Regions from separate parts of the Homo sapiens genome. Here region 2 is linked to region 1. A link is an interaction called in ENCODE POLR2A ChIA-PET data of the cell type or tissue named here. Cell type or tissue: IMR-90. All regions are shown on one strand. Region 1 overlaps GALK2 (galactokinase 2). Region 2 overlaps FAM227B (family with sequence similarity 227 member B).

Region 1 (4,000 bases):
GACAACAAAGATTAAAGGAGTTGTAGATATTGATGGCATGATAACACTGATGACATCAGATAAGCATGTATTGGGTGGAGAGAACATCATGTGGAAATGTCCAGAGTAAAAGCAATCATGGCTTGTTGGAGTAACAAAAAAAATGTCTCAATATGGTTGAAGCATACAGCAATTTGGATAACAGAGCAGGAGATCAGTTGCTGGGCCTTGTAAACTTTGTTAAGGAATTTAGGTATCATCTTCATAGCAGTGGGAAACCATTGCAGGGTTTTAGGAAGAGGTAAGGTGATCATATCTGTATTTTAGAAAGATCTCCCTGGCTATATTACAAAGTCTGCATTTCAGGGTTTTAGCAGTAGGGAGGTGATTTGGTTTAGAGTAGTGGCAATGAGAATGGTTAGAATTAGATAGATTCAAGATCTCAGAATCAGTAGGACTTGGTCATTGATTGGGCATGGGAATGGGGAACAGCAAAGACTCAAAGATTATATCGGTGTCTGGCTGGTATGATTCATTGGAATAAGAGATATGGGGGAAAAATAGGTTTGAGTGGAAGCTGAAATGTTGAGTGTGAGGAATCTGTGGGCATACTGATGGAGTTATTTAGTATTTAGTTATGAAAAAAATATGAAGGTCAGGAGGAGATCTGGACTTGAGATGGTACATTTGAGAATCATTAGTTTATCATTGTTTTTGAAGCCATAGGAGTGGATCAAGATACCTGGTGTTGGAATATAGGTGGAAAGATAAGGAAAACTAGGACAGAGCCCCAAGAAACATGAACATTTGAGGAATGGGCATAGGAAGGGATGTCCACTGAAGGGATTGAGGAGTAGTCCAGTAAGTATGAGAAAAACCAGAAAGGTGAGGCAACAGCAAAGACAAGGAAGATAATGTTTCATGAAAGGAGTGGTAGTGTTGTCATATGCTTCTGAGAGGTTACCACAAGTTCTGAGAAGTATCCATTGAATATCACAACAAAGAAGTTGTACAAAACTTTGACAAGAGCAGTTTTAGATGGAAATGGGTTGAAGGGTCTATAAGGGGTAAGAAAGTGGTAAAGTTCAGTGGATACAAAAAGTCTGGTGATGCATAGAAAAAGATAATTTGGTATTTGGAGGAGGGTGTGAAGTCAAGGAATTCATTTCACTTTTAATGGGAGGATTGGTGAAACTTAGTTTTTCTATTTTTCTGGTGTTTTGATAATATACCTATCTAAGAAATAGGAAGGAAAGAAGATAAAGAGAAACACTTGAACCCTTAGAATTAATTCTGATTGTCTGTTTTCAAAGTCGGAAATAGCAAATACATTTTTTTATCGGAACTATCTTACTGCAGTGCCTAAGCAAAAAGGGAACAATATGTATATCCTGGCTTTCTCAGCTAGTCTAAGTTGTACTAACAATATTTACATTTTCTAAGGACTGAGCATAATTATTTGGAGAGTTTTTTTTTTTCTGGAGTGAGACAGAATCTTGAATGAAAGGAAGTCTGTAATTTGTTCAGTCTTTAATTTAAATGCCATGTGATTTTACTCTTGTAAAAATCACAGAATATAAGAATTCAAGGGACTTTAGAGATGAGCTAGTTCAAAATGCTCCTTTTACTGATGTATTAGTGTTACCATAGGAAACAAATGACATGTTAGGTATAACTGAAGAGAGTTTAATAAAGAGACTTTTACAGAGATGTGGGTAAGGTCAAGGGAACTAACTAGGAAGGGTTCTCTTGTGAAGCTGGAAGCCATTGTACTTTAGGAGCTGTGGATATAGAGTAATGTTGCCAGAAATGCAGCAAGGCAGAGAAAGAATGACACAGGTGAAAATGGCAATGAGTGGGAATAGTTGAGGGGAATTTACCATAGAGGTCAGCCTTTTGGGGTAGGGGAAGTGTGAGAATAGAGGAACAGAGGGACAACCGAAAATAACTAGCCTGTTTGATAAGGACACTAAGTCCCACAACAGATTGGTGACTAAAGCCTTTCCTATTATTTCATATCCAGTAAACCCCATTCAGTTGCAGACAACAATTACTGCAGATGGGATATAATAAGTAGATGTGGAACTTGTTAATTCATTAATATACTAAATGTTGCATATCTGAAACCAGAAAACAATATGGCTAATCACCCAGAGAATCTGGAAGCCAGAAATTATGAATCAGAATGTTACTGGTACAAGAGAGTATGATGTGGCAAAAGATCTATGAAAAAGGAAAATCTAGAGACTTCTGATTTCAGCATGTCAGAATAAGACTTACCTACTCTTTTTCTGTGTCCCTAAATTAATCTTCTTTTCTCAAAAATCATTTCCAAACAACAGGGAAAATAAGAAAAGGAAGCACAAGCTTTATCTTTGGTAAGCCAAGGAGACATAAATAACCATAAACCACAAAATACAAAGATGGAAAGTGGATAGAGGAATGTTACATGACTTAGGCGAATGGAGAAAGGTCAGAGCCAAGTGCCTGCGGAGGGAGTTGCAGATGGAAAGGCAGCTGACTCATCCCACAGCTCTCTGGCAAGGCTTAGGAAGAAAGCAGGGTAATATGGTGGGTGGGGATTTATCTGAAAGCCTTTGTGAGGACTATTTAGACCCTAAAAGGCCTCTCTTCACCTGGACCATTTCCCCCTATCTTTGCAGGAGTCTCTGGAGAAACAACCAGAGATCATTTGTACTTGGGGACACTGAGCACTGAGAAAGGCAGGACGAGAAAGACTTGAAAACTGGGAGATTAGAGGACATTCTGCATCTGAAAAATGAAATTCTTAGCTCCATTCTTCTGGTCATTACTGGCACACTGGCAACCTCACCACCCTACACTCCAGCAGGAATGTTGGAGGATCCTTCTCAAAGGAAACTTAACCATCCCAGAGATGGTTCATACAGATACTGACATTTGGTGACCCCCTTCTCCAGCTCCTCTATGACCTTGTTAGAAGCCCATTTACAAAGCTTCTAATAAGCTTTTTAGTGACTCACTCTTAAATATGATAGGGCATCAAAGTATAGTAAGATTTTGGAAGAAAACCTACAAAATGAACCAAACAAACAAAAAAAACAGAGAAAACAGGAAACTAGAGGAAACAGAGACAATGCTGAGAGCAGAAGAATCAAAGACATGATGTCCTCAGAGAGATAAAAGAAAATGTTAAGTCCTTGAAAAATAATAGTGTTACTTTTTTAAAAAAGGAACCAACGGTAAGATAGAGCTTTTGCATATTAAAAATATGACAAGACAAAATTTAGCAAAAAGATTGGAAACAGCTGGGCATGGTGGCTCATGCCTGCAATCTCAGCAGTTTGGGAGGCTAAGGCAGGAGGATCGCTTGAGGCCAGGAGTTCAAGACCAGCCTGGGCAACACAGTGAGACCTTGTCTCAAAAAAAGAGAACAGACTGGAAGAACTCTCTGATATAGTAGGGAATAAAAGAGCTGGACAATAAGAGAGAAAAACAGGAAAATTTATGGATCAATTCCAGAAATCCATCCAACTAGTAAGGAAAAACAGAAAAAACAGTTATTAGAAATTATTATTATTATTAAAAATAGAGTTGGGGCCTCTCTATGTTGCCCAGGCTGGTCTCAAACTCCTGACCTCAAGTGATCCTCCCTCATCAGCCTCTCAAAGCTCTGGGATTATAGGTGTGAGCCACTGTGTCTGTCCAGAAGATTTTTTTTTTAAAATAATATTTCTCCAAAGTGAAAATGTGAATTTGGATTGGAAGGGCTCACTGGGTGTTTGGTATAATAAATGTAAAAGGCCAAACCAAAGAATATCATCTGGAAATTTTGAAACTTGAGTGTTATAGAAAAGACACTAAAAGCTAGTTGACAGAGCAAGAGAAAAGAACGGAAAGAAATCATAATCAAAGGATCAGAAATGTAAATTAATTTCTCAAAAACAGTATTGGAAGATAAAGGCAGTTGATAAATGTCTCTAAAATATTAATAAATTTTAGTTTAGGCTATCTGTTTAAATGAATTAATCAAATGTGAGGG
Region 2 (4,000 bases), 100 kb after region 1:
ATTTCTTCCTCAGAGTGCCTGTTAGAACTTCAAAGATTTTATTCTTCTACAAAGTTATTGTGCTCTCTTGAGTATCATTTCCATGATTATTTGTGAGGGAGGTGATGTATTTGTCACTTTGAACAAATTTTGGATTTTCTTTGACTTGTACATTTATTATATACTATTGGTATTGAAATCAAGAATTATGTTTTATTTCTTATAAATTATTAATTTTGAACATATGACTTTATTGAAATGAACTGGGTAGACATACGTTCCTCATAAAGTCATTCTAATTGTAAAATTTGGTCATGGTTGTACATTTGTGCTGTATAATGAAGTGCTGGGCTGCATGATGTTGGTGTTGACTGAAATCTTAGCATTTTCTTGTACAACTCAGTGGTGATGGTTTTCAGTAGATTTCTGTTGAAGTGTGTTAATGAATATCTTAACTTTTATTCTTTTTAGACACTTATAACTATAAATTTTTTCCGAATTAGATAAAACAGAATACTTAGACCATATACATTATGAACAATGGTTATATTCTACTCCTTGGGGATGAATGTGGCAACATGTTTTTCAATTCCACCATCTGAATTGGCCTCATACTTTATATTCCCATGCACTGCTATATGGTAAGCCACTGAATGGAAGATTCACTTGGGGACAAATAAAATAGTCCTTTTCTGGGACTTCACAACAGTGGTTGGGATGTAACAAACTAAGACCTTCTCAACTCAGGACTCTGGGGTCTTTCATCTCCCTTTATAATCACAGAATATTAGAGAAACAAAGGGTTTTGGAAATTGTAGGATCCAATTTAATTAGATTAGAAATGAAGAAACTGAAGCTTCTAGAAGTGAAGTACCTTGCCTTTGAGAGATTGAGTGTGTGTGAGAGACTCAGGAAAAGAATGGCCCAGGGGCAAATTTCGTACTTATCTGCCAAAAGTATTGTCCTAGAATTGAAACCAAGAGGTTAATTTGATCAGGTCTGCCTGCCCTGCTTGCTTTTGGTCACTTGCTTTTGTTATTTTTTTTTTTTTTCCTTTTTCCATGAAGCTGAAAGCCATGCTGCTGAACACGAAACTTAACCTTTACTGGCTGCTTGATAGATACCATCCATAGTTCACCAAAACAACACTTCCGTTGTTTTTCAGAAACTTGGGCCAGCTCCTGTCCAATTCAAACTGGTTGAGACCACCAGCCCTTGAGCTGGGCCTGCGCAAGTGCGCAACAAATGGCCTTTTGACCATGGAGGGCCAAAAACTCTACCCTCAGGTTGTGCTAACACGATTTTCTATACATATGTCCTACAAAATGCTATGAAGCCTGACTATGCTTGCACAGAATGAACCTGTTACTTCATTTTCCCCATTGCCAATCACCTTTCCCCACACCTAAGGCCACCCCCATTTCCCTAACCCAAAAATATCCCTAAGCCTTATTTTAGGGGAAGTAGATGTGAGAGCTGTTCTCCTGCCTCCTTGCTTGGCAGCTTTGCCAATAAATCTTTTCTCTTTTGCAAAACCTGTGTCACAGTGATTGATTCACTGTGCATGGGCAGAACAGACCTGGACCTCGGTGATAACAGAATGAAGCTTCAGGAGGCTTTGCTGTCTATCTTGTATCCCTTAGAGATAGTCTTTGGATTATCCTCAGAGTTGTTTCTGAGCATCTCAGGCTTAAGGCGAAAGTGCCCATTATACACATAATGCTAATTGTATAACAAGTAAAAGGAAGCTAGGCAGCAAGCTGTGGCCAGAATCTCCTACTTTATACACTAGAATGCACTTAGTTCTTAATCCTAAAAACTACATTCTTGAAATAAGCTTATTAGCATGTGGCCTAAACTGATCTTAGAGCAGTTATATTCTGTTTAATGTTTACCTTTGCCTATAAGTAAAATATTTTAATGTTAGATTTGTAGTTTACCCAACATCCATGTATCAAAAACATTTTTTAAAAGGTTATAAGCACATGTGACTTACTCTATAGGAAATAACATCATTGTTGGAATCTTACCCAGATTCTAAATGGCCTAGAATTATATGTAAAATAGGATTGCAGTTCTAGTAAGTTTCACTATTTAATACATCATTATCAGCAGTTTTGTAGTATACTCAGGAAATTGAGGGAAGGGCTATTGAAAACATTAACACTTATTCAAGTAAAATAATTCAACAAAATTGCCAGGACTTGTATTAGGCATGGAGACACAAAAATAAGTAGAGACATGGTGTTTTGCCCTTAAGAAATTAGTAAGAATAAGAAGTGACAACATTTTTGAAGTAGGAGACAGAAGAACTATAAAATTTAGGAATAAAGACTGTAACAGCTTAGTGATCTATGCTTTTAGTGCAGGGTTGTTTAAAAGTAGATGAAGGTGCTTCTCCTTTCTACTATAGCATTCTATGTATAGGACAGATTATTGATGACCCTATTTCCCTGTCTTTGCTATTAGATTGCTTAGCACCCTCATACTAGTATCAGTGCTGGTATGTAACAGGTATTTGGTAAAACAAACAGTAAATGTTTACTGTTCTTTGCATACTGAACGAGTATTCTTATTGGTATCTAGGTGCAGTTGAGTTATAGATTTCATCCTGAGAAGCTTAGTTATTATCATAAAGTTAATTAGTTTTTGCTACTTTGTTAAAGAAGTCAGAGAAGTATTGATAACCTTCAATGAAAACTTCCATTAAAATGGATAACATTGGCCAGGCATGGTGGCTCACGCCAGTAATCTCAACACTTTGGGAGGCTAAGGTGGGTGGATCACCTGAGGTCAGGAGTTCAAGACCAGCCTGGCCAACATGGTGAAACCCCGTCTCTACTAAAAATATACAAATTAGCTGGGCGTGGTGGCAGATGCCTGTAGTCCCAGCTACTCGGGAGGCTGAGGCAGGAGAATTGTTTGATCTTGGGAGGTGGAGGCTGCAGTGAGCTGAGATTGCACCATTGCACTCCAGCCTGGGTGACAAGAGCAAAACTCTGTCTCAAAAAAAAAAAAAAAAAAAAAAAGGCTAACATAAAAAGTGTTAGTGCTTCAAATGATCAGCTTTAGTTATCTGGAAAATTTAATTATGGGCCACAGATCACTCCCTGATAAGGCTGGATAAACAAGTTGTTGATTTACAGAAATTCCAGCATTTTTATAATTTATGTCCTTTAACAGAGACAGCTCCAAGGGTTGCTTTGAAGGACTTTGGCTATTCCCATTATTTTCAATCACCCCTCTACCCTCCACAAAGCTATTCCAAATAAATATACAAACTTCGGGTTTGCTTTGCAAATACATGTTCAAGACAAGTTCCCTAGCTCTCTGCTTGAAACTTAATTGAATATCTAAGTCCTTCATATAAAGATAGAACTTCTGGAACTCCCACTTTGAAATTTGATATATCACTAAAAAAACAGAAAACAGACACATGTGAGGCAACCACCAAAAGGAGCCAATTTCGTTTTTCCTTCAATAAACAGGACTTTAGCTCTAAACTAGAATATAGGTTTCTACTTTCTGAAATTTTGGAGCACCTCACAGAATCACTCGGAGCCAGAGGCTGGAAGTGATTTTTGTGGGGCAAATGCATGGTAATAGAGTAGGTTTTGTTTACTTTCTCCTTTGTCTGCCCACCTCCTAAGAGAGAAGTAGGTTGGGTGAACACAAAATTATTATCTGATCAATATTTACTTGAGGTATTGCTTTTGAGTCCTAAATTCCAAGCATTCAAAAGGTTTGGCTTTTCCACCTGATTTTATTGACCAACAATATTTATAGCAAGAAGGCTTTTACCCCAGCCTTTGATATTCACTTAAACTATTTGAAAATGAAGTTTTCTTCTCTTATTTGATACAAATGTGGCTTTACCACATTTCTCCTAAATTGAACAAACCAACCTATTACTAACTCTCCAGAATGAGAATTCATATTTCCCCCCTTATTCTTCCGTTGAGTCATGTTTATAATCTAAAGCCCAAATTGTGCTTTAAAAAATGATGTAACTCACTCCCTG

The links. Peaks named below come from ENCODE experiments on the same cell type or tissue, not always from the same donor. Only the 100,000 strongest peaks of a DNase experiment are listed, where the experiment ranks them.
Region 2: POLR2A ChIA-PET joins it to region 1 with 5 read pairs; 2 of 35 experiments call an interaction of 5 or more read pairs at or near these places.

What each region holds. Positions count from the first base shown.
Region 1 is chr15:49,240,577-49,244,576 of GRCh38, forward strand. The region is part of intron 5 of GALK2 (galactokinase 2); the gene reads left to right. Among named protein-coding and RNA genes, the nearest start is that of GALK2, 72 kb to the left of the region's middle. RefSeq lists a silencer at 2,316-2,610 and an enhancer at 2,316-2,610. In IMR-90, no CTCF peak of the experiment used is centred here; a DNase peak (open chromatin) is centred at 2,475; H3K27ac peaks cover 994 bases.
Region 2 is chr15:49,345,035-49,349,034 of GRCh38, forward strand. All of the region lies in intron 13 of FAM227B (family with sequence similarity 227 member B), which reads right to left. It also overlaps a transcript of GALK2 not described here. Among named protein-coding and RNA genes, the nearest start is that of FGF7, 76 kb to the right of the region's middle. In IMR-90, no CTCF peak of the experiment used is centred here; no DNase peak of the experiment used is centred here.